4 separate regions of the Mus musculus genome follow, and all the other regions are linked to region 3. Evidence: chromatin loops called from intact Hi-C (ENCODE). Cell type or tissue: gastrocnemius. All regions are shown on one strand.

The links. A loop is a pair of places that touch in the nucleus more often than their neighbours do. Peaks named below come from ENCODE experiments on the same cell type or tissue, not always from the same donor. Only the 100,000 strongest peaks of a DNase experiment are listed, where the experiment ranks them.
Region 1: it touches region 3 in a loop (4-fold over the local background); 7 of 42 quality-filtered maps call a loop at or near these places.
Region 2: a loop joins it to region 3, with 10 times the contacts of the local background. A loop is called at or near these places in 41 of 42 quality-filtered maps.
Region 4: it touches region 3 in a loop (5-fold over the local background); 17 of 42 quality-filtered maps call a loop at or near these places.

What each region holds. Positions count from the first base shown.
Region 1 is chr2:129,726,679-129,734,678 of GRCm38, reverse strand. No RefSeq gene overlaps it. Among named protein-coding and RNA genes, the nearest start is that of Pdyn, 31 kb to the right of the region's middle. In gastrocnemius, a CTCF peak has its summit at 4,880 (motif pointing left); no DNase peak of the experiment used is centred here.
Region 2 is chr2:129,670,925-129,678,924 of GRCm38, reverse strand. No RefSeq gene overlaps it. Among named protein-coding and RNA genes, the nearest start is that of Pdyn, 25 kb to the left of the region's middle. In gastrocnemius, a CTCF peak has its summit at 3,820 (motif pointing left); DNase peaks (open chromatin) are centred at 2,995, 3,456 and 3,818.
Region 3 is chr2:129,869,870-129,877,869 of GRCm38, reverse strand. No RefSeq gene overlaps it. Among named protein-coding and RNA genes, the nearest start is that of Gm39933, 23 kb to the left of the region's middle. In gastrocnemius, no CTCF peak of the experiment used is centred here; DNase peaks (open chromatin) are centred at 3,549, 3,681 and 4,148.
Region 4 is chr2:129,499,390-129,507,389 of GRCm38, reverse strand. The region is part of intron 1 of F830045P16Rik (RIKEN cDNA F830045P16 gene); the gene reads left to right. All of the region lies in intron 2 of Gm14040 (predicted gene 14040), which reads left to right. Among named protein-coding and RNA genes, the nearest start is that of Gm14040, 12 kb to the left of the region's middle. In gastrocnemius, a CTCF peak has its summit at 4,574 (motif pointing left); a DNase peak (open chromatin) is centred at 4,565.

The sequences.
Region 1 (8,000 bases), 140 kb after region 3:
ACACCGCACTCACAAGATGTTACTATGTAAAGGGTTGAGTCCAAGTGAGAGAAAGCTATCTGGGACTGGTTGAAAGGAGAGATGTCCTGCAACAGTTACAACCAGAGAGAAGTCTTAGGAATTCCACGGAAGCCTCTCGGGAGTATCTTTTTCTCCATCTTTGAGTATCTGCTTTCTATCCTTTCTGTTCATTTGTTGTTGTTGCTGTGATTTCTGTTGCCGTTGCTGCAGGGTTTTTTCGTGGCTCTCCACCTGCACATTTGTAACTGACAAGAGGGTGTGAAGAAGAATGAGTGATGGGAAGCGCTAAAAGTTAATGCACTCAGCAAACAGAGAAATCCTAACCAGTAATAAGCATAATTGCTCTTCAAAATCCACCCAAAGCCCTCGCCCCCAACAGCAGGCAACAAAGAGGCAGAACATGTTCACATCAGACACCTCCTTAGCTGGGAGGGTGGGAGAGTGTCGGAGGAATGAGTCAGTTGTCAGCTTCGCTGCGGGCTCATCTCTGAGCCTCAGGTACCTGGGCCCGGCTCCAGACTTTATCTGTGTCTCCTTGTTCTATGGCTGAACGAAGGAGTGCTGGAGGGGTCTCGAGGTCATACCAGCCTTAGATGCCATGTTGGCATGGCTGTGCTCCAGTGAACCTGTAGTTTGTGAAACACTAAAATACAATTTAAAAAAACAGTGTTATGTTTCAAGATGCCTTGTCCACGAGGTGTTACTATGTGACACCTTCTGAGTCCAAGGAAGAGAAAGCTATCCCCAACTGATTGAAAGAGAAATCTCGGCAACTTTGTCTCCTGAGTAGGAGTTAGGAACATGGTCTATTTGTGCAGCAGACATCAGGATGATAGAAGACTGTGACCTGCTAATTTATTCAAAGATGCAGGTCAAAGCAGGAGGAGGAAGGTGTAAGAGGGAAGATGGGATGTAAAAGCAGTACGTGTTTGTTTTTTATTTTGTTCTGTTTTTTTCTGCGCTTTGTTTTGATTGGCCCAGGCCCAGGCTGGCCTCGCTCAGCAAATCCTGTCTGTTAGCTCTCAAAGGCTAAGCTGGCAGGCATGTCCCCACCCAGTGGACAGATACATAGCCCCTGCTCAGATAAGTGAATGAGTTTTGCTGCTAGGACAATAATGTTGAGAGTTTCTTGGGTTGTATAGACATAGGACTTTGGGCATGTTATCTTTTTAGCATCAGTTTTCTTATCTACAAATGAAATATCTTAGTCACTTATGTATTAATAGTAAAAGCCAGAGAGAACATTTTTTTTTCTGTTGTTTGGGAAAAATAATTTGACGAGCTTGTAGAGGGTTGAGAGACAGCTACCCACTCTTCCCAGGGCACCAGATGTGGTAATGTACTACTGCAGGGCCAGGGAGAGGATGTACTTTGGTCCTGAGGGGGAGGGGATCTAAGAAACTGGCCATCAGTGCACGGCACGCTTCTCCCTTCCTTCCTGAAACTTCCTCCCGCGTCTTTATGCAGGCTGACAAATTCAGCAACCGTTGAGTGTGAGTTGAGTTGTTGGATGGATAAATGAAAACGCTGAGCAGATCCAGGGATGTAACAGAGACAATCCTGCTGGGCAGTGGGGCGCACACCTTTAATCCCAGCACTTGGGAGGCAGAGGCAGGCAGATTTCTGAGTTGGAGGCCAGCCTGGTCTACAAAGTGAGTTCCAGGACAGCCAGGGCGAGAGAGAGAGAGAGAGAGAGAGAGAGAGAGAGAGAGAGAGAGAGAGAGAGAGAGAGAGAGAGAATCCTGATAGGTCACCTGTCAGTAAGTAACCCTAACCCCTGTCTGTGGCAATCATAAAGGCAGGACCACAAAGCTAGGGTCTGTATGAGCAAAACTCTTGGTTGACAGCGATGTGTTTAATTTTCATTTAGTTCCTATTCTCAGATGCCAGAAGCTAAACTATTGTGGACCAGGAACTTCAGTTTTGGAGAAATAAAGAATCTTAAATTGCGTAGGCAGGAAAAGGAATTGCTATAACTTTTCTTAACAATTTAACCAAAAATTTATCAAATGCATTAAAAATATGTGTGTTCTTTGACTCAGTAGATGGCTGTTTGCAAAGATTTAGTTCAAGATATACTACAGGCTTAGGTTTTTCAAAACCTACTTTATTTAGGGTTTTTAAACTCTTCACCCTCCCTTCTAGCCCACTGACCAGAGGTAGGGGAGAAAGAAGGTTAATAGGAAAAGGGTGTTGTGGACTTGTTTACAAGTAGTTCCTTGGGGGAAATTCTACTCTTTGTTGTCAGGTTATCAGCAATCCAGTTCAATAGCAAATACCAAACATGAATCTGTAGTGGTAGCTTGATCCAAGAGAAATAGCAAGGCCCTGCTAGATTGACTCGAGTCAGGGGAAATGAACAGAATCACCTGGCATACCATGAGAAGTACTTGGGGCATTTCTCTCTAGGAAGTGAAGGCCAGTGAAGATCAACTTAGACCAGTGAACCATTGCACGCATAGCAATGCAAGAGCCTCTTAATGTTTGTGGGGTTCCATTCACATTCTTTCTAAACATCATGCACCCTCTCAAGTGTCTGTTTTCAGCAAAACACCACATGCCCTCTCACAAGACAGCTTCCAGCAAAACATCACTTGACATGTCTGAGTTGTTAAAATAATAATAAAATAAAAAATAAAATCCTGGAAATTTCCACTTCAGTATATGTGCTGGCCATTGCACTAAAAATCAGAGAACAATAAACAGTTGAGCAACCGAGCTTTCATTTGATGAAATAATGGCCTACCACCTCACAGGACTGTAAAGCAGACCAGATGATGCTGGAAATGCATTGGTTGTTTTCATAGAGAGCTAACTGAAAAGAGCAAAGAACAAAACAGCGAGGGCTGTGGTCCCCTGAACAAGCCTCTCATGGCATTAGAACACTGGGCTCACAAGTCAAGCTGGCCAACCCAGAATGGTGATAGACCTTGCTGGAGACAGGCATGAGCACTAAAGACCACACATGTCTCAAGTTGTCATGTCCTTCTTGTGACCATGTGGAAGAGCCTGCTTACCATGGAGTGGCCCAAGAGAAAGATGACCTATAATGAAAAGAGCCTTCCTAGAACAGAACTTTCTCACCTGTCTATGAGCTCCTCCAGGTGGGGGGTGGGGTAGGACATCTGATTAACTTCATTTTTTATAGCTCAGTGGGGGCCAGGGTAAGTCAATATCTTAGCATCTTTGTGACATCCAATGTGCAGAATCACTGAATTCTTAGGAGAAGCTGTCATATCAGCTTTAAATTTTTTTCCTTAATTACAAATGTTGGCACGTCTTTTAAAAAACAATCTGGCAGCATATAGTGCATGACTTAGAATGCTTATGTTTGGAAGCAAAAGCTCTAATGTAAATGGTTTACAAAAGAAATGGAATTTATTATTTATCATGATTTTAAAATATTAATTTCCAAAATCCCAGCCTTACTTGCTGGGAAAAAAAGACATAGCAGGGCATATTACCAGAGGAAATTTGTGTAAGGTTCTTTGACCTTTTGAGAAACAGAAGACCTGGATAGACAGTGTATCCCTAGATATCAGGGAAATGGATAAATTGCAGTACAGCCCTGCTTGGAATTAGTCCCATCCTGAACACTTTAATACCTCTGATGAAAAAGGAAAGGTGTCATGAACCAAAAAGACAGGAGTTAATACACATTTTTTATTAAAAAGACTGAGTATTAATGGTCTCTATTCTGCTAGTAAGATGATATAGACTAACATATTGGAGTAGAAAACAGGATCTGCCTCTTTGTCGTCTCAGAGGAATACACCTAACCAACAAAGACAAATATCTCCTTAGGGTAAATGGGTAGAAAAATGTATTCTAAGCAAATAGAACTAAGAAACAGTAAGTGTAGCTATTCTAATATCTGACAAGATCAACTTCTACTGAAAACAAGTCAGAAAACATATGAAGTAAACACAGAGACTCCCAATTCTATGAAAGAAACACTGTTGAATACAAATCACATTGTATCCCAGCAGAGTGATCATGAGTTATTTTAATACCCCTCTCTTACAAACTGATCATCTAAAAATAAGCTAAAAGAGAAACTATAGAAGTAAATGACATCATAAATCAAAGGGCTTAACAGATATCTACAGAACATTCAACCCAACAGTAAAGAGCTTATTTTTCTCAGCAACCCATGAAACATTCTCCAAAGTTGATTACATATTAGGGAACAAAGCAATATTCAACAAATATGGAAAAATTGAAATAATATCCTGAATTCTATCTGGCCACAATGAAATAAAGCTGGATATCAATAGTAACAAAAACAACAGAAAATACATGAATTTGTAGAAATCAAACACATGCTAAATACTAGTTGGATCAAAAATTAAACCAAGAAGAAAATTTAGAAATTCCTAGAATTGAATGAAAATGAAAATACAACACATCAAAACCTATGGAACACAATGAAGCAGTTGTAAGACAGAAGTTTATAGAACCTACATAAAAAATTAGAGAAATCTCAAATTAATAAATTAATGAGAATTCATGGTGTAGAAAAAGGAGTAGAGATAAAAAGCAAATTGAATAGACATACAATTTAATGAAATTATAGCAGAAAACTTCATAAACTTAGAAAAGAAGTAGACAGCTAGACAGAAGAGGTATAAAGAATTTCAAACAGACATGACCAGAGAAGAAAGTCTCCACGACACATCATAGTGAGGATGCCAAAAATGCAAAGTAGGAGCTGTGGAGATGACTCAGTGGTTGAGAACACTGGCTGCTATTCTAGAGGATTCAGGTTCTATTCCCAGCTGCCAAATGATGACTCAGCACCATTTGTAATTCCAGTTTCTGGGATCAAATGCCCTCTGCTGGCCTCCAAGTGCTCCAATATTGCACACAGACAGGAAATAACATTGTTTTTAAAATCCAAAATAATTGAGATAATTCCTTATATGCTATCAAACCACATCAAAATAAGTCTAGGAATCAACAATTAGAGAAACTACAGACACCATAAAATAATTGTAGACTAAACAATACACTTTAAATTGGATTACCCAAGAAATCGGGGAGAAAAATAAAAAATTCCTAAAGATACTAGGCAGTGGTGGTGCATGCCTTTAATCCCAGCACTTGAGAGGCAGAGGCAGGCGGATTTCTGAGTTCAAGGCCAGTCTGGTCTGCAGAGCAGAGTGAGTTTCAGTACAACCAGGGCTACACAGAGAAACGCTGTCTCGAAAAACTCAAAAACAAACAAACAAACAAAAAACCTAAAAAAACAAAATCAAAAACAAGTAAATAAAAATTCCTAAAGACAAATGCTAGTGAGAACACCATCTATCAGGTCCTTTTGGATGCAGCCAAGGCAGTCCCTCAGAGGAACATTCACAGTGATAAGCACTCACATTAAAGAAATAGGAGAACTATCAAATTAATGACCCAATGATGCACCTCAGTGCTCTCACAGAACAACCGGCAGCCAATCCAAAATGAAAATAATAAAGATTAGGAAAGAGATCAATAAAACAGAGACAAACAACAACCACCACCCAAACTAATACACAAAATCAATCGAAGAGTTCGTTCTTCTAAAAAGTTAGCAGAGTAGACAAATCCTTAACTAATCTGACAAAAGAAACACAAAGAAGGCACAGACTTCCAAAAGTTAGCGGTCAAAAGTATGCCATTCCAACTGAATCCATTATAGCACAGGATGTTTTGAGAGATTACTGTGAAGATTTATGCTCTAAAGGCCTTGAAAACCTAAAAGAAGTAGATTTTCTAAAATGTATATCATCTACCAAAATAAAATCCAAAAGATATAAATAACTTAATCAGACTCATTATAAGCAATGATATCAAAGCTCAAATTCAAAGCCTTCCCCTAAAAAAAAAAAAAAAAAAGAAAAGAAAAAAGCCTGGCACCAGACAGACAGGCAGCTTCACTGCTGAGTTCTGTCAGACTTTAGAGGAGGAGCTCATACCAGTTTTTTAATTTACTCCACAAAATAGAAAGTGAAGGGACACTTCCAAACTCCTTCCACAACACCAGTGTTTTTTGATACAAAAAACCCCAGTTACTATACAACAATAATAAAAAAATTACAGGTCAATTTTTTATGAACATAGAAGCAAAAATTCTCAATAAAACAGTGTAAACTGAATTCAGTAACAAATAAAAAAGATTATATATTATGACTGGGTGGAATTCAATCAAGAAAAGCAAAATTGTTTCAACATAAATAAATCAACAAATATATCATATAAACATAAGGACAGATACCACATAATCATTTTGATTGATGCTGAAAAGGCATTTGATGCCCTTCCGGTCCCGCCAGCACCGGGGTAACTAAGGTGCGGAGTTAGCTGACACCTGCAAGATACCCGCAAGATACCTACAAGACCCTCCACGGGATCTTAAGACCTCTGGTGAGTGGAACACAGCTGCTGCTCCAATCCAATTGCAGGGGACCTGAGACTGCATTAATTAGGGAAGCAGAAAACTCGACCTGATAAGGGGCATACTCAGGTGACAGCAGATGCTGGCCAAGATGTGGAGAAAGAGGAACACTCCTCCACTGTTGGTGGGATTGCAAGCTTGTACAACCACTCTGGAAATCAGTCTGGCGGTTCCTCAGAAAATTGGACATGGTACTAACGGAGGATCCCGCAATACCTCTCCTGGGCATATATCCAGAAGATGTTCCAACTAGTAAGAAAGAAACATGCTCCACTATGTTCATAGCAGCCTTATTTATAATAGCCAGAAGCTGGAAAGAACCAAGATGCCCCTCAACAGAGGAATGGATACAGAAAATGTGGTACATTTACACAATGGAGTACTACTCAGCTATTAAAAAGAATGAATTTGTGAAATTCCTAGGCAAATGGTTGGACCTGGAGGGCATTATCCTGAGTGAGGTAACCCAATCACAAAAGAACTCAAATGATATGTACTCACTGATAAGTGGATATTAGCCCAGAAACTTAGAATACCCAAGATATAAGTTACAATTTGCAAAACACATGAAACTCAAGAAGAACAAAGACCAAAGTGTGGACACTTTGCCCCTTCTTAGAGTTGGGAACAAAACACCCATGGAAGGAGTTACAGAGACAAAGTTTGGAGATGAGACAAAAGGATGGACCATCTAGAGACTGCCATATCCAGGGATCCATCCCATAATCAGCCTCCAAACGCTGGCACCATTGCATACACTAGCAAGATTTTGCTGATAGGACCCTGATATAGCTGTCTATTGTGAGACTATGCCGGGGCCTAGCAAACACATAAGTGGATGCTCACAGTCAACTATTGGATGGATCACAGGGCCCCTAATGGAGGAGCTAGAGAAAGTACCCAAGGAGCTAAAGGGATCTGCAACCCTATAGGTGGAACAACAATATGAACTAACCAGTACCCCGGAGCTCTTGACTGCATATAGCTGCATATGTATCAAAAGATGGCCTAGCTGGCCATCACTGGAAAGAGAGGCCCATTGGACTTGCAAACTTTATATGCCCCAGTACAGGGGAAGGCCAGGGCCAAAAAGTAGGAGTGGGTGGGTAGGGGAGTGGGGGGTATATGGGGGACTTTTGGGGTAGCATTGAAAATGTAAATGAGGAAAATACCTAATTTAAAAAAATTAAAGAAAAAAAAAGAAAGAAAAGGCATTTGACAAACTCCAACATGTCTTCATGATTTCAAAGTACTGGAGGTATTAACACTAGATGAAACATACCTCAAAACAATAAAGGTTATACACAACAAACTTATAGCTAACACTATTTACAGCAAAACTATAGTTAACACTATACCCAGCAAACCTATAGGCAACATTATACACAGAAAACCTGTAGTTAACATTATATCTAGTGAACCTATAGTTAACACTATACACAGCAAACCTATAGTGAACACTATACAAAATACCTATAGTTGACACATATACAGCAAACCTATAGTTAACATTATATCTAGCAAATCTATAGTTAACACTATACAC
Region 2 (8,000 bases), 200 kb after region 3:
TCTCTAGTTACTCCATGTATACACTGAAGGGCATCTTGTTTTTTTTTTGTGGGAACATAAATTTACAACTAAGATCTTTAATTATTATTAAAGTTGTCACTATATTATGTCATTACTTTAATTTTTTTAAATTTACATTTGTGCATGAGCTTGTGTGAGTTTATGGGTGCCACCTCATGTATCCTGGAGTTCAGAGGAGGTGTGGAGTTACAGGCAGGAATGAGCTGCCACATGGGTGTTGTGAACCCAACCCAGGTCCTCTATAAGAGCAGTAAGTGTTTAACCCCCGAGCCACCTCTCTAATCCCTGATAATCCTTTTGAAGTGAGGCGGAATGAGCAAATTCTACATGTGGTCAGGGGAGCACTCTCAAGGGAACAGCATTTAGCGTAAGACCTGAAGGAGAGCAAAGGGGCCAGCCATGATAGAGCCAAGGGAGAATCATAAGGAGTGAGGAGTGCCTGGTACTACGTGGGTGGCATGGAGATGTGAGGGGGCAATGCCTAGGGCGGCATGGATGCTTGGCGATCTGAGTCGGAGTATTCAGACCACCAGGCGAGCACGGGGATGAAGACTTGGAGAATCCCATTGACTCAACAGCTATCAAGCTACTGGGGCATCATGGCCCAGGCTCCAGAAAGCTCCCTGGGTCTCTAACATCACAGTGTTTATGTAGAAAACCTGAGTCATGTCCCAACAACCACACTATGTCAGAATCTAGGTTGTATCTGAAAGCTAAAGAAACAGAGGCTGGGAGCAGGAGGAAGCTTGCATTCCTGGTCTGACCTGACTTTGGGAATAATAGAACACAGAGAGGGGAAAGATGTGGAGTTCAAGATGTCTGCCGTATCTATCAGAGTCCTAGCCTGGGCAGACAGCAAGGGCTAAAAGAGCTTCATAACTCAATTAGGCAGTAAGGAAATTAGTGAAGGAAGCCAGGTGACTTCCTAGTGGGTAGAGGGAGGGCAAGGCAGGGGTTGGGGATGGGTACTGTAGTCTCAGATTACACAGAGTTAATGAGATGGCCAGAACCCAGCCATCCACAAGAGCCACTTCTTTAGAGAAAATGGAGTCCTTTGTTGACATGGCAACCATTTGAAAAAGGCTCTGCAGCAAGAGAGAACACCCTGCCCATCAAAGCAGCTCAGCGCAGCCCACGGGTGTATCAGGATACAATGTATCCAAGACCCTAAACAAAAATGGCTTAAAGCTCTCAGAAAAGTGAGGCTGGGGCAGCTTATGACCCTGCTCTGTTTAGCTTTTGCTGCATAAGCCGTCATAAAACTCAATGGCTGAAAACAATTATGTGCGCTGAGGAGTAACTCTCTGAGGGTTTTTACCTGGACGGAAATGGAGGGCTGCAGAGCTGGGGGACTCCACAGGCAGTCACTACATCTCCTGATGGTATATGCTTGGGCCAGGGTCCCTCATCTTCCAGCAGGTTAGACCAGTTTCCAATCGAGCATGACATTTCCAGTCAGCACTACAAGCAGGCAAATGTGAATGCTGCCTCAGACAACACCCAGTGCTGGTTTTGCCACATGTAATTGATGAAAGCAAGTCACGGGCAAGTCCACAGAGCGGGAGGAGGCAAGAAGGCAAGACCACATTCCCAGGAGGGAATGGTCTTACAAGGTAATCTCAGACTGCTCTACAAAGCTACCAGAATTCCAGGATCCTGCATCCTCACATTGCACTTAGTCTCCTAGGACTAATAGTGACAGAAGTTCAACCATGATGTCTATGGTCAAGGGGCAAGATGGAGGAACGGCTAAAATAGAGTGGGGAGGACACATATAGTAGTTATGTGTTCAGAAGGTGTTCTGGAAGCAGTCATACAATATTTCTGCTTAAACCTCACTGGCCAGATCTTGGCCACATATTCACTTTGTTACAAGGGATGCTGGGAAGTACCATCTTGGTTTCATGTAACCAAATGGTCAGGCAGGGAACCATGGGTATTGGCTTTGTTGCACATGGAACTATAAAGGGTGGTAACTCCCACAAGATGGAGAGCTTTTCTCTTTCTTGGGCAAATGCCTTTTAACCTCGCACACGTAGGCATTTGAGATGTAAAGTATTCACGACAATGGGGCGCTTCAGCATAGAGAATGAACAAATTAGCCTACGACTCTAATTTGAAATTTGTAATTGATTATAGACTTGTCGGTTTTCTGTTGAGGACCTGTGACCACTGGTGTGATGTACCAGAGGTCCTGAGATTCACTACACTTTAAGGTCTTAAATTGGATGTTCCAACGTGCTTTAAACTCTGGAAAGTTTTGCTTGTTAGGGCAAATAAGGAAAGTGTTTAAAAATGAAACCGAGTACATTAAATTAGTAAGTCCTGTGTTAAATGTTGAGGATAATTTAATTACCCACACTTGCAAAGGGGATAGATAGTTTTAATGGTGTTGACTATTAATCAAAAGTCCCTTGAAAGTGACTGCAAAGAAACAGACCAAGTTTTGAAAATTGAACTTAAAGGCTCAAGGACAACTGGGAGGTTTTTCTCAAGAAGCAATTGCAAGGCTCTGACTCTTAATTAAATAACAAGTACTTTGTTTCAAATTAAATAACAAGACTCTTTGCCTCATGACATCTCTGATCCCATGCAGAAGTAAGCTGGGCTTGGAGGTAACAAAGTTCCTGCTTGTCCCTTAGGCTCACACTCTGCCAGCCTGGGTGGGGAACTTTAAGGACCTGGAATTGGCTAGCAACAACAGAATGGGAAGAGAATGCAGGGAACAGGCACAGGAAGCAGGTACGGGGCAGATATAGGTACAGACAGACAGGTACAGGGACACCCAGACAGAGACAGACATGTATAGACAGGCACAGAGGGTAGGCACAGGTAGGTACAGCTGGCAGGCACTAGCAGGTACAGACAGGCACAGGGGGTAGGTGCAGGCAGGTGCAGTGCGCAGGTGCAGGCAGACATGGGGGTAAGCGGATGGGCAGGCACAGGTGCAGGCAGACATGGGGGTACGCGGATGGGCAGGCACAGGTGCAGGCAGACATGGGGGTAAGCGGATGGGCAGGCACAGGAGGCAGCCCAGACCCACCTTGCCGTCTCTACCTCCCAAACGAACACATTGCTCTTCACTGGAGACTTTGTTTTGGAGGAAAGGATCTGAAGGTACACCTGTATAAGAATGAGAGTTGGGACAGCCACGGAAGTCCTGAGGGGGTCTTTGAACAGAGGACAGTTTCCAGATTACCCCTAGGCTCTCTGCCTGGGAGGGGACATTTCTGCCCTAATAAAAATCAGAAGCAATCGTCACCGTTGTAGTGCCAGTTCCTGGTAGGGACACTGCTGCTTCCTATATTGACACCCGGTGCTCATCCAGCTGCTGTCTTCTCCAGAAACCACAACCTCACTCCCAGGCCACAGCCCTGTGTAGAATCTGGCTCGGAGCTAGGCGACAGCTGAGACCACTTTCTTGTTTTCACTCCGTGAAAGCAGGGCTGGCTGCCAAGAAAACTGGACTGGTAGTCACCCTCCTACTCAACGCTTAGGCTCTTTCCCTCCCTAGACTGCGCCCTTCCCCACAAGCCCTGTGTCTATGTAGAGTTGAGATACATGAAGTCCAGGCATACAGTAGGTCCTGGATTTACTTTTAGCGTCCTCTCCAGAAATCCAGTGTGCTTTATGAAGCTCTTGATAAGTCTCAAAAACAATCCTGCTCCTTTGCTACAGTCTCCACAGGTGCTTGGGGACTTGGGCATAATCACCTTGGGGTACACTATCTAAGCTCTAGAGCAAAGATGCATCCACCGCAGGGGGCAGTAACAAGCCAGGTGGCTGAAGCCAGCGGTATCTGATCTGGGCGCGCCCCCTTGTGGTCACCGGGATCAACACACTCGGGGGAGTTTTGTCACCATCTGGGTAGGCTTAAGAATCTAAATTCCAAAGTTTGGAGCTGAGACAAAAGGATGGACCATCTAGAGACTGCCATATCCAGGGATCCATCCCATAATCAGCCTCCAAACGCTGACACCATTGAATACACTAGCAAAATTTTGCTGAAAGGACCCTGATATAGCTGTCTCTTGTGAGACTATGCCCGGCCTAGCAAACACATAAGTGGATGCTCACAGTCAGCTATTGGATGGATCACAGGGCCCCCAATGGAGGAGCTAGAGAAAGTACCCAAGGAGCTAAAGAGATCTGCAACCCTGTAGGTGCAACAACATTATGAACTAACCAGTACCCCCAGAGCTCTTGTCTCTAGCTGCATATGTATCAAAAGATGGCCTAGTCAGCCATCACTGGAAAGAGAGACCCATTGGTCATGCAAACTTTATATGACTCAGTACAGGGGAACGCCAGGGCCAAAAAGTGGGAGTGGGTGGGTAGGGGAGTGGGGGGGGGAGGGTATGGGGGACTTTTGGGATAGCATTGGAAATGTAAATGAGGAAAATACCTAATAAAATATTAAAAAAGAAAAAAAAAGAATCTAAATTCCAACACTAAAAACTCTGGGTTTAAGGAGGGAACTCAGCAGTGCACTGATTATAAATGGGCAGTTATTGGCATTAAGACGAAAAGTCCTTGGGCTTTTGTAATTGTTGTTGAAATACCTTGTTCTTCAATGCTGTCTTCTTTTTGGCTAGAAATGATTAAGCAACTTCCCAGTTTCAAAGAAAAGGAAACCAGGCTTGGAATTCTTGAGCGCACCTGTGGACCTTGAACATGGATGACTACCTTTGGATTTCAGTTTCACTCAAGTACAAAACAATGCTCCTCTCCATCCACTCCAGTTTTCTCCACTTAAAAAAAAAGTATGAAGATAAATAGGGCTGCAGAGATGGCTCCAGGGTTAGAGAGCAACTGTTGCTTTTGTGAAGGACCCGGTTCAGTTCCTTGTACTCAAGTAGTAATTCACAACCATTTTAACTCCAGTTCAAGGGGATCCAATGCCCTTCTCTGACCTCCCTGGGTCAGGCATGGGTGTGGTGCACTCAAATACATCCAGGCAAACTAGGCATACATATAAAATAAGACTAGAAATTAAAACAGCCTATGATATTTGGTTATGTACTCTGCCCAGAGCTCTAGGGAAAGTTTAGAGTAATAACCGCGATGAAAGCAAGGGTGATAAACCATAAATGCTGAGGTGTTTGACTAACGTGGCCCTGAGTGATATTAAAAGATGACAAGGCAGTTTTTATTCGAGGACACTCATGGCTGAGGGTATATGGACCAATTCAATAGAGGGGTGTGGTAGTCACTATAGCTGGAAAATGGACTACACTCAAGGCCAGCTCTGAGGAGATGATTGAGGACATTGTATAAATACATACGTACATTATACACATTATTTCATTTCCTGCCCCCTGGGCCTGCCTGTACCTCTTGGCTTTGTTGTGGCTACAGTTGTGTGAGCAGAGGTCCATAATCAAGGAGTGGAATGGAGCTCAGCCAGCACAAAATTACCAAGAGAAACATTAGGGACAAGAGATTTCTTGGTCCACTGAGTTGATAGGGTTACCACTATCCTACCACAGGCCAGCATAATACCAGATGACATCAGTCACCAGGGATGGGGGCTCCTACAAAATGACAGTATGCTTGCTTGACCTGGAGTCTGGGAGGACAGAGAAATCTACTGAGCAGAGGACTTAGCTCCATCCATCCCTTCTCTTAATTACCTATCTTTTTGTTCGTTTATGTAATTGCTTAATTGATCATTCATTTGTACCTATATTCACCTACTCCCCATTGACTCAGCCTCTTTCTCATTTATTCCTCCCCTAGTCCATATACTTACCTATCTGTGACTGTATCTATCTGTCTGACCCTCTCTCCCTCCATCAATCCTCCATAAATGTATCTATCCATAGTCCTGCCTCCTTGCTCCTTCCCTCCCTCCCTCCTTCCCTTCCTCTTCCCTCCCATCTGCCTCCCCTCGGATTTTCACTCCTTCCCTCCCTCCATCTCTTCCTGCTTTCCTGCCTCTTCTTTCCCCTTGATTTTCCTTCCCACATTCTTCCACCAGGTCCCCCCCTCCACTTTCCATCTCATCTTTGAGTCCTCTCATTTACTCTAGAAGTTTACACATGGCTTAAATTCCAGTCCAGCATCTAGGCTACTCATGTCTAGTAATAGTGAGTGAAAAGATTGGGTGCTACATCACTGCGGTCAGATTGCAGGAACTGGGGGAGCTTAGAGGGATCTTGAGTCTTGGGAGTGGTTGGAGAAGTTCTTCCGTGGAACTGGGGACCTGTGGCAGGAGTTTGGAGACACAAGGACTGGCAGGAGACAGTGGAAGTCCATCTGCCTGACTCTGCCCTGTTTCTCTCCTAGGTATTTCCTTCTAAGAATTTTTGGGCTCTGCACATTGTGTGGCCAAGATTTGTGCTCTCTCTCTCCCCTACCCCTACTCTGGCATCCCCTGGAGAACAGTCATATAGTATTGCAAGACAGCCAGGCTGTCTCTAGTGTTCTTGGTGATAGCCCACTCTTTTCCAGTCATCACCACAATCAGTGTCTGGGTGACCCCTTGGTCTGTGCTTACACGCCAGGCTTCAGGGATGCCTTATAGAAATAGCTCCTAAAGAGGCTCCAACAGCCCCTCTTCTACTTCCCCCTCATGCTGATAGGTTTCCAGGCCTTTCAATTTCACTCTTCATTCACTCTCTCCAGGTCAGTCAGCCTGATGTGTACCTAATCCAAAGCTGAGTGATCCATGCCATCCCCCTGTCTCTCAGGGATCTCCCCAACCTCACACGGACATTCCTCTGCCTCCTGCGCTGCCTCTCTAAAGCTCTAGGATGCTGATAATCTACTTGAAAAAATACCTTTCAGTGAAACTCCTTTCCAGGCCAGGGATTAAACTCAAGCCCCTTGGGCAGACACTCGCAGCTCTTTCTCATCTGTACTTTCTATTTCTCCCAGGTTCTATCTTAGACGTTTCCTTCTATGCCTCCCAAAGCTCCCCCAGGGCACCTGCTCCTTCCTACCTCTCCAGAAGACTGGTGCTCATCTTTCAAACTATGGCTGGTGCTGGGACAACACTCACCGTGGTCTAGTGAGTCTGTCCATCTCCATGCAACAGGCTGAGAGCCTGTGATGGCTGATCTTCATTGTCAACCTGGCTGCCATGTGGGGGATGCACTTCTGAGTGTGGCTGTAAGAGGGTTTCCAGGGTTTTAACTGAGGAGGAGAGACACACCCTGAATATAGACAATACCATTCCAAGGGGCCGGTCCTGAACCAAATCAGAAGGAAAGGAGGTTTGCCCTTGGGCACCTGCATCCATCTTTGTCTGTTTGCTGACTGCGGCTGCAGATGGGGTTTGAGGCAAGCTACCTCACTCTCCTGCTGCCTCAGCTCGAGCTGAGCTAGCTACCATGCCTCCTCTGCCACAGTAATGATAAGACTTCCTTTCTTAAAGCCACCTGAGGAATTTTATCATAGTAACTGGAAGGGCAGCTATTACAAAGGATATGGGAGACTGAGTGTGGTAGGTGATTTGAGTAGGAACAGCCTCTATAGACTTATGTGTTTCAATGCTTGGCCCATAGGGAATGGTACTATTAGGAGGAGTGGCCTTGTTGGAGTAGGTGTGGCCTTGTTGAAGAAAGTGTGTCACTGTTGGGGCAGGCTCTGAGGTCTCATATGCTCAAGATAGGCCTAGTGTGGCACTCACTTCTGCTGCCTGTGGATAAAGATATAGAACTCTCTGCTCCTTCTCCAGCATCATGTCTGCCATGCTTCCTGCTGTGATGATAATGGACTGACCCCCTGAAACTGTAAGCCAGCCCCAATTAAATGTTTTCCTTTGTAAAAGTTATCATGGTCATGGTATCTCTTCACAGCAATAAAACCCGAACAAAGATACTGAGCCCTCTTAGAGTTTTTACTCCACACAGCATCTGGCAAACAGTAGGTATTCCGTGAACACAGGCAAGTAGATCAACACACTATCTCTATGGATGCCTGATTTGGATTAGATTAACATGGCCACAGCATGTGTAGAAAAATAGCATTTCAGA
Region 3 (8,000 bases):
AGACTCTTGTGCAGCCAGCACAATGATGCTCATCTTGCTCTCCTAGACTCCTATCCCGCCCCTTCCCTCATGTCCCTGTCTAGCTCCCAGACTATAGATTAAAGCAAGTCGGTTAAAAAAAAAAAAAGTAACACAAAATGGACCTGGACTGTTGGGAAAACAGGAGTGCCAGCGTTCAGGAGCAGAGGGTGATGCTCAAGTTAAGGTGAGCCATTCTTCCTTTGGTTGGCTGGTTGGTTAGTTTCTCACTGCCCTTAAACAGCAATCGTGAGGTCGATGATGTTCAGAAACACCCTCACAGACACATCAAGAAACAGGCTCTGTCAGCTGCCTGGACATTAACCCAATCGAGTTAACATATAAAGTGAACTACTGCAATCCTCTAGATTCCTCCACTGGAGTTCAGCCCCATTGAAAACAGAAGTAGCCTTCTCCAGTCCCTCTGTGGGCATTCCTTATCCTTCCCAAACAATCCACTCATACTCACGTCCTACCCCCAGAGTCGTCTTCTGCCAGAATCTGCCAGAAGACATGTCTGGTGTCTCTCTTCCTAGAATGGGAAGTCTATGGGAGTCTTTGGTTCATGGATATAATCAATTTTTTGAGAGTTCTGGCTGGCATATCAGAAGCTCTGGGACATTTATTTGTTGAACAAATTATTTGTGCAGTGAATCCCAGTTTGACAAATATTTATAGAATGCCTGATGTGCTATGCTGTGTGCCAGGCATCTAGGACATCCCCAAAGCAAGACAGATGGGAGCCTTTCCCCCTGGTACTTAGAGTCTGGTAGGAAAAGAAATACAGTTAATTGCATGCAATCAGTACTGAATCAGGAACACAGAACATGTTGGGGGCCTAGAGGAGACCCAGAGTTCAGACACTAGGGCAATGGCCTAGAACAGGACTGGCCTCACCAGCATAGAATCTAAACTTTTATAAAGTCCTGCCTTTAGAAGTATCGTACATTTAGCTTAATCCTTGTTGCAGCTGTCTTAGAATTCTTAAAGTATTTCTTTGGATGAGCACTGTACATTTTCATTTTGCACTAGGCCCTACAGATTGTGTATGTGTCCTGCGTAGAATGGGATCTACAGTGAGCACTGAGATGAGGGGTGTGTGTGTGTGTGTGTTTGTGTGCATGAGGCAAGAAGAGTGCAAACTGCTTAGTATATGTGGCAATACATTATTATAATCTCTTCCAGTCTAATCTCTTACAGCCTGTTAATATACTTTAGGATCATATAAGACTTAAGGCTGATATTCTACTGTGTACTCAACCGGCTTGTTTAACCTGTCTTTAAGAGAACAATGTAAAAACTGACTTTAAGACAACAATGTAACAACCAACCTGACTTGCCTTGGATTTCCCACATAATGAGATTTACAACCTAGGCTAATAACACATAATCATAATCTTCCATGTACTCTTCCATGTCCCTGACCCAGAGAGCAATGTATATATGTTTGTTAGCATGTTATGATAATCATTGGCTGAAAACATCAGACATAGGTTCAAAGCAACCTTTTAAATGAGTAGCCCTAACTGAGTGTTGAGGACAGCATGACTACGGTGATGAGCAATGATACTTGTACTGCTTGTTATCTGGGCCAGTTGGAATCAGCGACTTAACTCTTTGTAAAACTCGGTTGAAGATTTGTATAAAGTATCCCACTTCTTCCCCGTGTGATGCTTTCTGTGCTGTTCAATATATACAGGGCAGAAGCCCTTTGTTAGACACTGTCTTAGTCAGGGTTTCTATTCCTGCACAAACATCATGACCAAGAAGCAAGTTGGGGAGGAATGGGTTTATTCGGCTTACACTTCCATACTGCTGTTCATCACCAAGAAAGTCAGGACAGGAACTCAAGCAGGTCAGGAAGCAGGAGCTGATGCAGAGGCCATGGAGGGATGTTCCTTACTGGCTTGCTCAGCCTGCTCTCTTATAGAACCCAAGACTACCAGCCCAGAGATGGTCCCACCCACAAGGGGTCTTTCACCCTTGATCACTAATTGAGAAAATGCCTTACAGTTGGATCTCATGGAGGCATTTCCTCGACTGAAGCTCCTTTCGCTGTGATAACTCCAGCTGTGTCAAGTTGACACAAAACTAGCCAGTACAGACACACACACACATGAACACACACAGACACGGGGACCCAGGGACATTCAGGTAGGCACAGATTCAGACTTGTACAACAGACAGGAACCACAGAAGACATGCAGCTCTCAGTAGCTCTGTCTTCATGCCAACCCCAGTGTGTTGATGCAATCTCTTTCCCAGGAAGAAACAGACTCATGAAGCGAGGTGAGTCTCCCAACACAAGTGCAGCTTTTCACAGCTTGGAAAGCACTTGCCCTCTGGGAGTGACAACCCTTTGTGTGCCATGGTGTGCAGAGCACACAGCAGCTGCCAAAATGCTCTCAATGCAGTCAATCAGAATGCATCTCCTGATGGCCCCAGCTTTGCCCGTGTGTGGGAAGCATACCTGGGAGACAGTTTATTGCCATCAGTCACTGAGGTGAACAGGGGTCTTATTCCCCCATGCCCTAGCCCTATAAATGTGATGGCTTTAAGGCATGACCCTTGGCAGAGCAGATCCAAAGTAGGATTTGGAAGTGGCACACCATGCTTGGTCCCCTCCTTCACTTCTAACCACCTACCCTCCACTTCTCGGGGATGGTTCAGCTTAAGTCACTGTCCCAGAGAATGATTCCGTCTGAGTCACTTTCACAGGAATCCTTGTCTCAAGGTCAACTTCTGAGGAGTCCAACCCAGGACACTTTCATGGCTTCTGTCCTTCCTTGTCTCTGGACTCTGTGGAGGCCGGGGGTGGGGGACAAAACAACTGAGAAGTGGCTAGTTGGAACTTGCACAGCTACCCAGTGGCCTCGGGGAGGACCAAGCCCCGAAACATCAAACCTATTATACACATCTTCAGAGAATGACTGGATACTCCATCCCTGCCTGAGGAAGAAGTCCGGCCTCATCTTTGTGTTGCTTCCTGAATGCAGCGAGCCTGTGCAGCAGACACCTGCTCGGGAGTGCACCTCCCCAGACAGCTTGTTGAGGTTTCTGAGTCTCCTCATCTGGTCCCTCGGTGATTATGCAACCGACAGCAAATCATCACTCATGTTGGTCACATCCTAGATGCTGTTGACTGTAATTGCAGCAGGCAGGCCATGCTGTGCTCGTTTGCTGTACCCTGACTTAGGACCTCTTGCATCTATTTGCATGTTATTTGATTGGGTCTGGAAAAGGAAAATCAACAGATGCAGCTCCTAAATGGGCCAGGCTGTTTTCTCATTTTATGGAGCGGGAAGTCAGGGAGCACCAGGCACTGTCCTGCTCTGAGATCTATACTTAAACCACAGCTGAGCTGATTCACTTCTGCTCCCCCACAGGGCTTATCCGGGCAAGAGCTGGGGCTCTTTTGTGAACCTCATATCACCAAGGGCTCACCTAGGACTGAAGTGATGCCCTATCTGGGTCTCCCACACACACCCCACCCCCGCCATTGCTCCTAGGCTCGGAGTTACATGGAAGCTAATAGCACCTCCATCCGGTCACTACTGCATTCCACAGCCTGGCCAAGATATTTTTAAAAAGCACTGCTTGTTACACAAACGAATGAACAATGTGCACGGTCCAGTTAATCTTTCCAAAACAAGGCTCTTCTGTTCCTGTCTTGCCCAGACATTCTCAGTGGCTCCGTGTGAACTGGAGGGGAAAAAATTCGAGGTCGTTCTGACAGCCAGTGCCTTTCACATCTTATTCAGAACCTGTGACTATAAGAATAACACTTGCACAGAAATTCTGCCAAACCTCGCTGATAATTCTGAAACTCAGTCTTGGAGAGGTAAAGAGCCAAATTATCTTACTTGCCTAAGTCAATTTACCAATTCTTCCCTCCTTCCTTTTCCAAATCTGGCTAGAACTCCCCCCCCCCCCTGATGTCCAGGGCCAGAACCAAATGTCACAGTCAGGAAAGGAATCTTGGAAATGGTAGAGACCCCTTGAAGGGGCCTTGGGGGACACAGTGAGCAGAAATCATCCACACCTGTAAAGGTGAATTAAGATTAGAATGAGGTTTGCAACCAAGCACTTCCTGGCAAGACCCCGGGTGCACTTCCCAAATCTTTCCAGGAGAGGGCGGCAGCATCCCTGGTTCTGAGTGCCAGGCAGTCTAAGGCGGATGTAAATAGGCAAGCCATGGATAGAGTGTGTGTGCCTGGGTGCTTGCAAATGTGCGGGAGAAAATCTGAGCCTATGATTGAGTGTACATGAAAGAAACATTGCTTTGTGTAGAACGTGTGTATCCAACCTGTGGCACACAGCCCAGGAAAGTTAAATGCCTCCCACCCCCAACACAAATCATCCCATACCTGGAATAAACCTAACCAAGAAGGTGAGAGATCTCTACAATGGAAAACTTTACATTTCTGAAAGAACAGATTGAGGACGACATGTTAAGATGCAAAGACCTCCTGTACTCATGGATTGGTAGAATTCCTATTATGAAAATGACCATAGTACCAAAAGCCATTTGCAGATTAAATGCAACCAAATCCCTATGTCATTCTTTGCAAAAACAGAAAGAAAAAAAATTCATATGGAACCACAAAAGACCCCACATTGCCAAAGCAGTCTTCAGCTTTTCGGGGAGGGGGACCAATGCTGGGGAGGTTGGCATTCTAGATTTATTACAGAGCTACAGTCATCAAAGCAGCACGGTACTGGCAGAAAAAGACTTGGAGATCAGCGGGACAAAACAGAAGACCCAACCCGAGTACATGTAACTACAGCCATCTGGTATTTGACAAAGATGGCAAAAAGCACACAGTGGGGGTGGGGGTGGGGGTGGGGAACATCTTCAAACAGTGGACCTGGGACAACCGCATCTCCATACATAAAAGACTGAATTTAGAAACACACCTATGACTCAGTAGACAAATTCAGGCCAAATGAACAAAAGGCCTCACTGTGAAGCCTGAACCCTGGAAGATTACAGACAGAACCTACAGGACATATGTGTGGGAAGGGGCTTGCTGAGCACGACTCTATTTGCCCAGAAATTAAGGCCAATGACTAACAAATGGGGACGCTTAAAACTCAAAAGCTTCTGTGTGGCCAAGGAAACAATCGACTGAGAGAAGGGGAAGACCACAGAGTGGAAGAGAATCTCTGCCAGGTATACATCCGGCACACCACATCTATGCATTAATGATCAGAACATATAAGAACTCAAAAGCAGAGGCAAGGAAACAAATGGCCCAATTGGGAGGGTGGGGGAGTGGGGGTGGGCTATGCATTGGAACAGAGTTCTCAAAAAACAAAATAAAAACGTCTAAGAAATATCTCCAAAAAATGTTCATCATTCTTAGCAATTAGAGGAATGCAAACTAAAACCACTTTGAGATTTCATCTTGCCCTAGAATGGCTAGATTAAAAAAAAAAGTGGCAAAGAACAAATGCAGGCAAAGGTGCTGAGAGGAGGGAAGCCCCATTCACTGATGGCGAGACGGCCAACAGGTGCAGCCATGCTGGGAATCAGTGTGGAGAAGGCTCAAAAGGCTAAAAATAAAGTCTACCATACATCCCAGCTATGACACTTCTCGGCAATAAGCCCAGAGGACCTGACATCCCAGTCCACAGAGGACCTGACATCCCAGTCCACAGACACTGGCTCAGCCACTGCTGCTCCATTCACAATAGCCAGGAAATGAAAACAATCTTCATGCCCTTCAGAGGAAGAGTGAATAACGAGAAGGCAGTCCGTGGACAGCACGGCGCATTAGTCGGCACAGAGAAATGAAATCATGACATTTACTGGCCAATGGATGGAACGAGAACAGATCATATTGAGGGCAGTAACGCAGACCCAGAAAGACAAATGCCACGCATTCTCTCTTATTCGTGGATCCTACCTCCAAATCTTTGGACGTGAGTACACAGTCTTGAGGAAGCACAAACACCAGGAAAGTAAAAAGGGACCATAGATGGGGGGGCTCTAGAGAAGGGAAGAGCGCGATACAGGTAAGGAGGATGGGAAAAGTGGGAGGAGTGCTTTAAATGGGGACAGAGGAGAGAGGACAATACAGAGGAAGGAAGGGGGGAGATAAATAACACTCAGGATGTTTGAAAACCTAGGGAATTACATTATTTGATATTTACCTAAAATTAAATGTAAGTGTGTGTGTGTGTGTGTGTGTGTGTGTGTGCGCGTGCGCACACACACACACACACACACACACACACACGGACAGAAACAAATGAATTTTACTGGCAAACAAGCTGGCAAGTTGGAAGGTGAAGGACTTTGCAGGCAGATCCCTTCCTGCTAGAGGCCTGAAGATAGGAAAATCACATGGCATTTCTAAAGGGTAGGTGATAGGGGCTGTTGCCAAGCAACAGGCCTCAGCTCAGGCCCTGTCTCAAGGTCAACCACCCACTCTAGCCTATTTCTGGGGTGTGGAATTGTCAACAGCATCCTGGATTTGTTACTTGCATTAAGGTTGATTGGAGAGGGGGACATTCTTCGGGCTCTATGAATTGGCGCACCCCTAGAGAAGCAGATTCATTAGAGGCTAGAATAAGAGTGCCCGCTCTATCAACAGCTTTGGCACCCAGAGAAGAACTGGGGGTCCCCAAAACACAGAGCAAATCTGGAATGGTTACTGGAGAGCCCAGATTTATCTCCTAATTCCTATCCCACTGGAGAGGTGGCAGATGGTTCAAAAGAGGTCAAATGTGAGACCCAGGCTCATACAGCAAGTAGAGGTTAGAGCTCAGATTCGCTGTCCTAGCACAATGAGTACAGGGATCCTTTATGTACCTGTGGTTTGCAGGTGGCGCCTAGAGTGTCACAGAAGCCTCTCGGAGGGACCTGCCAGGAGAAGTGAACGGGGATGAGGGCACAAATGAGACTCCAATGTCCTTCCTCTGCAAAGTGTCGTTTTATTTGGGTGTCACAGCCAGGATAAGAAGTCAGGGTTCATGACCTTTCCCCAACTCCATGCCCCCTCTGTCCTGGGGGAGGGAATGGGAAGTGACAATAGGCTGTCAGTGGATGCAGCTCCCCAATAGGGACTCTGCAGCAGCCAGTGTGAATGGCTCCCTTTAACAGCAGCACTCGGATTTTCTCTCAGCCCAGATGTAGGAGCTGAGTGGCCTCTGTCCTTTCTCCCTGCTCCCTCCACCTCAGCACTCTGTGTTCACAGAACAGAACACAGAGTTGATGATCCACTCTTTATTGCCAGGTTCCTCATCAACTAGAATGTTAACTTTTGGGACCAAGTCTATATTGTTGACAGCAATTCCCCACCGCCATGTTTGACACTCATCAGGCGTTCAGCAACAGGAAGACATGAAGTTTCATGATCTATGAAATAGGAGCATCGATCACTTTTAGCTAACCATGGAACCAATGGGATGAATACGTTTGATAAATTATATATGTGTATACACACATACACACAATGTACTAATCAGCTTATGTTAAAACAGTAACTACACTTGTCTCACACCTGAGAGGTTAAGAACTGGGTAGTTGGGCTGGAGAGATGGCTCAGTAGTTAAGAGCACTGACTGCTCTTCCAGTGGTCCTGAGTTCAATTCCCAGAAACTGTGAGACCTCGACTTAAAGCGTTTCTCCCAGAAAGGTAAAGCCCCTGGACATTCCCCAAGCTTGTTTTCCCTGATCTCTAAAATACAGCCAGAGAGAAGCTCTTTGTTCTCTATAGCCAGCAAAAAGCCTTTTTGTTTCTGTACCTTACAAACAGAGATGTGATGATTGTGGGGAGACCTAGCCAGGCACTTGCTTGGCTCCCTGTGACAAGGACACCCGCTAGAGAAGAGCTGTAGCCAAACTCCTCCCAACTCCCAACTTTCCTCCCAATTCCTCAGCTAGCTGTTAAAAGCCCCCTACTGGGGTCGAACTCCCCTGCTCTGCGCAGCGAAAGGAGTTCGTCCTCAGCTAGCTGACAATAAAGCCTCTTGCA
Region 4 (8,000 bases), 370 kb after region 3:
TGACTCTAGCTGCATATGTATCAAAAGATGGCCTAGTCGGCCATCACTGGAAAGAGAGGCCCATTGGACACGTAAACTGTATATGCCCCAGTACAGGGGGACGCCAGGGCCAAAAAAATGGGAATGGGTGGGTAGGGAAGTGGGGGGGGAGGGTATGGGGGACTTTTGGGATAGCATTGGAAATGTAATTGAGGAAAATATGTAATAAAAATATTTAAAAAAAAAAAGAATGGATCAATTCCCATTCTTCTACATGCAAACCTTCTGTTGTGCCAGCACGATTTGTTGAAAATGCTGTCTTTTTTCCACTGGATGGCTTTAGCTCCCTTGTCAAAGATCAAGTGACCATAGGTGTGTGGGTTCATTTCTGTGTCTTCAATTCTATTCCATTGAATATAGAACCCATCCTTATGAACGTATCACATGTACTTTAGAAAGACGTCTGATCTCCATTTAGCTTACTTTATTCCTCAAGAAAATTTATTGTAAGCTTTATTTTTCACCCTGGATTGATCTAATTATCACCGAGAAATTTTTTTACCAAGTTCTACTGTGCTTAAGAATGCTTAAAATAAATCACTTGGGGGTCAGATTCTCAGAGTTTGAACTAATAGCGGCTACTGTCATGCTGAACAGACCTGCCCTCTTGCCGCCCACGGATCATCACTCTGCTGGACGTGGAGGTCGCAGAGACCACACAATTTGGAGAAGGTAAGAAAATTTTTCTTTAAGTGGGAGTGGAAGGCAGGAGTTCAGTCCTCTCACCCGAGGAGTCTTCACCATAAGAGAGGGTGAAATAATACGGGCTCATCTCAGTCTTCTGAGCAAAGCATTTTATACCATTATTGAGACGTCTGTTAGCAAAATATTCAGAGCAAAAGCTCTGAAGCTTCATACAAGTGACCGTAAAATTCAATCCTTGGTTTCCTGAACAAGGACCCATCGATGTGGCCAATTGGAAATGCGTAGGGAGCTAATGTGAGAAGAGACCATGAAGAGGGGATAAAATCCCTGTCAATTATTTTTTGATCTCAATTGCAGTGATGCACTGCCTGGATCCCCTCCAGGAAGACCATCAAGAGGAAGGTCCTCTGGACACATCTCAGCAAGGGGCTGCTGCTCCTACGTTTATTGAGACTGATTTAGGTTCTTATGCTTCCTCCCCTTTCAAATGCCCCAAATTTATATCCAAAGTAAAACAATATTCATTCTCGTCAGTCTGATTCAGAAAGCCTGTCTATGCCGCCTCCCTTCCAGAGCCTACTTAGAGAAGATGGGGGACATAATCAACAAGAAAATGATTGGAGAGAACCTCTTACCATACCAGCTCCTCTGATGTCTGTAATTTTAAATCCTCAAGATCCAAATGTGTGTCAACATTACCAATTTACTTTTGAGTTTTTAAAGAATTTCAGAAAATCTGTTGCTGCCAATGGCATGCGTGCTCCATTTACTGATATGATATGGGAATATTCAAGTAGGGATATTGTCACTCCTTGGGACAATAAACAAGTAAATCTTCCTAAGCCCCAGGACAATACTTAATGTGGAAAGCAAAATATTATGATGAATGTGATGAACAGACAGAAAGAAACCATAGCAATAATGCCCCTATTAGTTCAGACGTGCTTCGAGGGAGTGGACTAATACAATAATACTCCAACACAGATGAATGGTTTGGCCCAGTATTTTGACCAAGTACACTTTTATGCACTGCAAGCCCACAGAACTACTCCTGATCATGGAGAAACTGTGGGTCCTCTGGTCATTTTAAAATAGAAGGTCAATGAGCCTTGGCCTGAGTTTCCTATCCAAGTTAGGAGAGCACTATGCCAGAAAAGAATTCATGGGGAAGCTGTAGATATCAGGCAGCTGGAGTTTGATGAAACTACCAATCAGTGTGGAGCTGCCATAGCACCAGCAAAACATGGTGAGTTTTTTACTTGGGTACCAGTCACTCAAAATGCTGGCAGCTCTTCTCACAGCAGCAGCTATTCAAAAGCTTTTCAGAAGGGACCTGTATTTGAATGGGAGAATAGAGGACACTGGAAAATTTAGTGCAAAAAAAAAAAAAAAAACTAGTAATCCAGCCCCTTGCCTTTGCCCATGATGTCAAAGAGGAAAACACTGAGCTAAGGAACTTCACTCCACATTTGACAAGGATGATAATCCTTTAAACTCCCAACCCCAGACTCAAGGTTAAAATTCACCCAATCAAAGATGAACCAGACTCAAAAACAATATCCAGTCACTCAGGAAGAAAAATGGGGTCCATTGCAAGGGGATTAAATCCCTTTAAATCTTGCTTTATGGACAAGACCTATCTGAGGATGGGTATCCTATGTTGACATACATGGACAACTATTCCTTTAGAAGCATGATAAATACTGGGACAGATCTTTCAGTTATTATTAAGAACAAGGGCTCCCCACACCATAACGTCCACAGCTGACCTCCCGAGTTTACAAGTGTTGGAGGCCAACAGGATTCTTTAAAAAGTACTAATGTCTTAAATTGGACTAAGATTCTCCCTGTGTCCCTGTGAAGTCTTATATTGTCCCAGGACTTTCATATTATCTATAGGGAAGAGATATATTACAACAAATGCAAGCAGTGGTTATCATTGCTACAACGAATCATCTGATAATTATAATAAAAAAGTATAACACCTCTAATTGCGGTTATTGCTCAAGGGGCCATCCACACAGCTTTTAGAAGTAAAATGGGTCTTTGATGACCCAGTATGGATTAATCAATGACCCCTTTATGGGGAAAAGTTAAAACATGCCCAGCGTCTATTGCAGGAACAATTACAACCAGGACATTGAACCTTTAGTTGGTCACTGGAATTCCCCTACTTTTGTAACTCATAAAAAGGCAAATAATAAATTTCCACTGTTGCCTGATCTCAGGGGCACACATGTTACTACGAGAGCACTTGGGGCCTCCTGCAAGTGCTCCTTGCTCCTACTGTGATTCCCCAAGGACATTATATTATTATATATGACTTAAAAGATGGCCTTTTCTCTATCCCTTTATATCCTGATAATAAGAGACGTTTCACAGTCTGTTTCTAAACAATCAACAGTCAATGACCCAATATCAGTGGAAAGTTTTACCACAGGGATGAAAAACAGTCCCACTATGTGTCAATATTGTTCTCATTAAGCACTTAATCTTGGGCTGGTTAAATTTCCCAAGGTATTGGTCATTCAGTATATGAATGAAGCTCTCCTCTCCTGTTCATTTAATCAATGCTTAAATAAGAGCTTAACTTTAGTGTTAAGTAAACTGAGCAAAATTTAAACAGAGTTTCAGATAAAATAAAAAGTAATCACTTTACAATTATTTAGGATATTATTATGCATCAACAAATTTGCCATCATCCTCTTGCTTAGAATGTCCCAAACAATGTTTCCTCAATCAACAACAACAAAACAAGACAAAAACAAAAACAAAAACAGACAGAAAGAAAACTACAAAACACAAAAACCAAATTGGGGCCATATCAGTTTGGCAGGTCCTTATCTGACTATCAGCACTGTGGATTTAGCTCTGCTCTTCAAAGTTGTTTTCCAGAGACTCTCAGGCAAACTTTGTAAGATACATAACACCAGAAGCAGAGTGAGTTATTAACTTATTAATTAATGCTGCCACTAAAGTGGTAGCTTGTAGAATTAGTCCCTTACTTCCTTATCAATTATTTATCCTTCCTTCCTCATCTTTGCCTACTGGCATTATCTAACAACAAGGTAATGGTATTACAGAAATTATGAATGTCATAATTATCTGTAACTTCTTACTTCCAAGAAAGTATAGACTTCATAATGATGGGAAGGACGGGTCTTAAACCACTTACTGGTAAAGAAACCGCAGAAGTCACTGCGCCATTAAATAAGACTGATTATTTGTTCCACACTGATAGTGATCGGCAGGTGGTGTTGATATGTTACTCAGGATGCAGACATAATCATTACCCTAAAGACTCCCTTCTAAGTTACTTTTGAAGACACTCTTTGAGTATTAGCTAAAATCACAACTAGCAAATCTCACAGAGATCCATTTGGATGCTTTTACAGATCACTCTTCAGAGGGACAAGGAACTTGTGCTTATGTACAAATTCCACATTCTCCACAAACGAAAAGACTGTACCCACCCTGGTTACTGGACTGTTCTCAGCCATTAAACATTGTAACTGACTCTGCATGTTGTGCTCCAACGGTTTCTCTTTTAGAAACTGCAAGACTTAAGCCCAGGACCACCGCTAATGTTATTCCACAATTATTTCTTTCCCTTCAGACATCTATATGATAACGAACCTTTTTTTTTTTTTTTTGTAACTCATAATCCTGCTCCTTCTAATTTTCCAAGTCTGTTGGCATCCACCGATGCTCAGGAGGATGGGCTGTGGTCTCCTTGCCCCCTAGTGCTTTTTCACAGGCCACTCAAAAATCTCACGAACTTCATCAAAATGCAAAATCATTGCAAGTAATTCTCCTTACCTCCTGAACGAGCACAACATACTCTATGAACCTGCCCTTCCTCCTCTATCACCTCACTGCCCTCTGCTGGCGCAATCAATCCTCAAGGATTAAAATCTAATGCCATTTGGCTGTACAACATTGGTTGTATCTCAGAATTTGGAAGTTTAAAATATGTTCATGCAACAGTTGATTTTTTTTTGCAATAGTATTGCTGCTTCTGCTCACAAGCGTGCAAACATTTTGGATGCCACCATTCGTTTATTTTACCTCTTTCCTTCCCGGGACTCCCATTCCAACCTAACACTGAGAGTGGTCCTGCTTATATTAGCAAATGCTTTAAGAAATTTGGCAATTTATGGAATATTAATCGTGTTACTGAAATTTCTTAAAATCGAAAGGGACAAGCTATTGTGGAACACCACCATTAAGTACTTAAATGGCACTTTTAAAGGGGGGGTGTTATACACCCACCTAAATCATTCCAAACTATGCTACACTTAGCCATGCTTATTTAAACTTTTTTCATTTTAAATGACAATGCTGTTTTTGCTGCCTCAAAACATTTTGCCCTAAAGGAAACACAGTCTGTTAAATTTTGTTAAATGAAAATATCTAGATACTCATCAATGGAAATGATCGACTGTTCTTCTAACATCAGGGTGGAGGGTTATGTTTAAGTCTTTCCAGATAATGAATGAAGTCTCAGATGGCTCCTGCTCCAGGGCATCTGGACAGCATTGGCTTGGGGAGACAGTAAGACTTTAACTCATCAAGTCAAGACCTTGGGAAGAATACAAGGACACAATACTACCAGTCCCAAAATGATGCTGCTAGGTTTTCTGACTGTATTACATGTTATTTCTCAGCTTGTCAATATAGAATCCAAATGCCTTTTGTCAGGGGTCAGAAAGGCATAACCCTATTACGAGACAGTATGAGGTTGGTTTGCAATAATAGGGATTATTTTTATGGTTTTTTGTTTTTGTTTTTTATTACTAGTACTGGCAGTTAGTACAAGAATGCAAGGAGAAATTTCAAAACTGGCCTGTATGGTTAGTAAAACTACTAACATTACAGTAAACCTATTGGCAGAAATTAGCCAAGAAATGGGTGAATTGAGAACCACAATTTTACAAACTAGAGCAAATTCTATATATTATTTGCTGTTCAGTCATAATCTTGGTTGTCAACAATTTCATGGTTTGTGCTGCTCTAATGTGATATATGTCTCTCATACTTTCGATGGTCAAATTAATGATCTACATAAAGAGATAACACAATCTCTCAAGTGACCTTTGAGTGCCTGCCTGGTTTAGATGGCTTTCCTCTTTCCTTGGTCCTCTGCTAGATATTCTTATAATTCTGTTATGCTTGTTTATAATAGTTAGACTAGTCATGCAGGTGATGTATACAACCATAGCCTCTACTACAGTCCCAACTTTGTCTTTAAAAACAAAATGGGGAGAGATGCTGGAGGCATGGAGGGCCTTGCGCTCACATAAGTACTAGAGGAACCTGGAATGCTGGCACACACAGTTGTTCCTTCAAGGGAAGGAATGCTATACCTGTTATCTCCCCAGAAGGCTGGGGAGGGACAAGCATTCTACCCTGATAAACTTTGTGCTTTTTGTGTGATCACACTGGACCCTTACCCAGGACCTTTTCATAGACATCTTTGTCAATCGACAGAGCCTATCTTTGTGAAAGATGTTGCATACACTTTACAAAGAGTTTCAATGTTAGTCACATTCGATCTTTATTTAGCTTACTTTGTTCCTTAAAGAAACTTATGTACCCAGTTGCTGTGCACATGGAAGTTAGTTAATTATCAGGAGGAAAGTTTTCACCCAATTGTGCTGTGCTTGAATATGCCTAAAATAAACCAGTCAGGGTCAGACTCCTGACATTGCGCTAAATCCGACTGCCTTCTTGCCTCCCACAGATCATCACTCTTTGGGTTGCAGAGGTCTCAGAGACAAATGGTCTAGTGTTGCTCTGAAAGCTTAGTTACAGCAACTTCATACATGTCCATTCAGGAAGTTCCTGCAAATAGAAAGGAGTGAGACCCTCTGGTGGCAGTGCTCTGGCCGGCTCTGGCACCTAAGGTTGGTGCTCCTGGGGCTGGGCTAAGTCTCATCAGTCAGAAACCCAATAGGCTGGATCAAAGCCTTAAAAAAGGATTATGACAGGATGCAGATGATCTCTAGAAGCTCAAACCAAACCAAAATCCACTATGGAGGAGGGCAGGTAGCCACCCCTACCTGAGAAGCACGTACATTTGATTGCTTCTGAGAGAAGTAGAGTCCGTTTTCTTTTTTTTTTTTTCCATTTTTTATTAGGTATTTAACTCATTTACATTTCCAATGCTATACCAAAAGTCCCCCATATCCACCCACCCCCACTCCCCTGCCCACCCACTCCCCCTTTTTGGCCCTGGTGTTCCCCTGTACTGGGGCATATAAAGTTTGCAATCCAATGGGCCTCTCTTTCCAGTGATGGCCGACTAGGCCATCTTTTGATATATATGCAGCTAGAGTCAAGAGCTCCGGGGTACTGGTTAGTTCATAATGTTGTTCCACCTATAGGGTTGCAGATCCCTTTAGCTCCTTGGGTACTTTCTCTAGCTCCTCCATTGGGAGCCCTATGATCCATCCATTAGCTGACTGTGAGCATCCACTTCTGTGTTTGCTAGGCCCCGGCATAGTCTCACAAGAGACAGCTACATCTGGGTCCTTTCAATAAAATCTTCCTAGTGTATGCAATGGTGTCAGCGTTTGGATGCTGATTATGGGGTGGATCCCTGGATATGGCAGTCTCTACATGGTCCATCCTTTCATCTCAGCTCCAAACTTTGTCTCTGTAACTCCTTTCATGGGTGTTTTGTTCCCAAATCTAAGGAGGGGCATAGTGTCCACACTTCAGTCTTCATTCTTCTTGAGTTTCATGTGTTTAGCAAATTATATCTTATATCTTGGGTATCCTAGGTTTGGGGCTAATATCCACTTATCAGTGAATACATATTGTGTGAGTTTCTTTGTGAATGTGTTACCTCACTCAGGATGATGCCCTCCAGGTCCATCCATTTGGCTAGGAATTTCATAAATTCATTCTTTTTAATAGCTGAGTAGTACTCCATTGTATAGATGTACCACATTTTCTGTATCCATTCCTCTGTTGAGGGGCATCTAGGTTCTTTCCAGCTTCTGGCTATTATAAATAAGGCTGCTATGAACATAGTGGAGCATGTGTCCTTCTTACCTGTTGGGGCATCTTCTGGATATATGCCCAGGAGAGGTATTGCTGGATCCTCCGGTAGTACTATGTCCAGTTTTCTGAGGAACCGCCAGACTGATTTCCAGAGTGGTTGTACAAGCCTGGACTCCCACCAACAATGGAGGAGTGTTCCTCTTTCTCCACATCCACGCCAGCATCTGCTGTCACCTGAATTTTTGATCTTAGCCATTCTGACTGGTGTGAGGTGGAATCTCAGGGTTGTTTTGATTTGCATTTCCCTG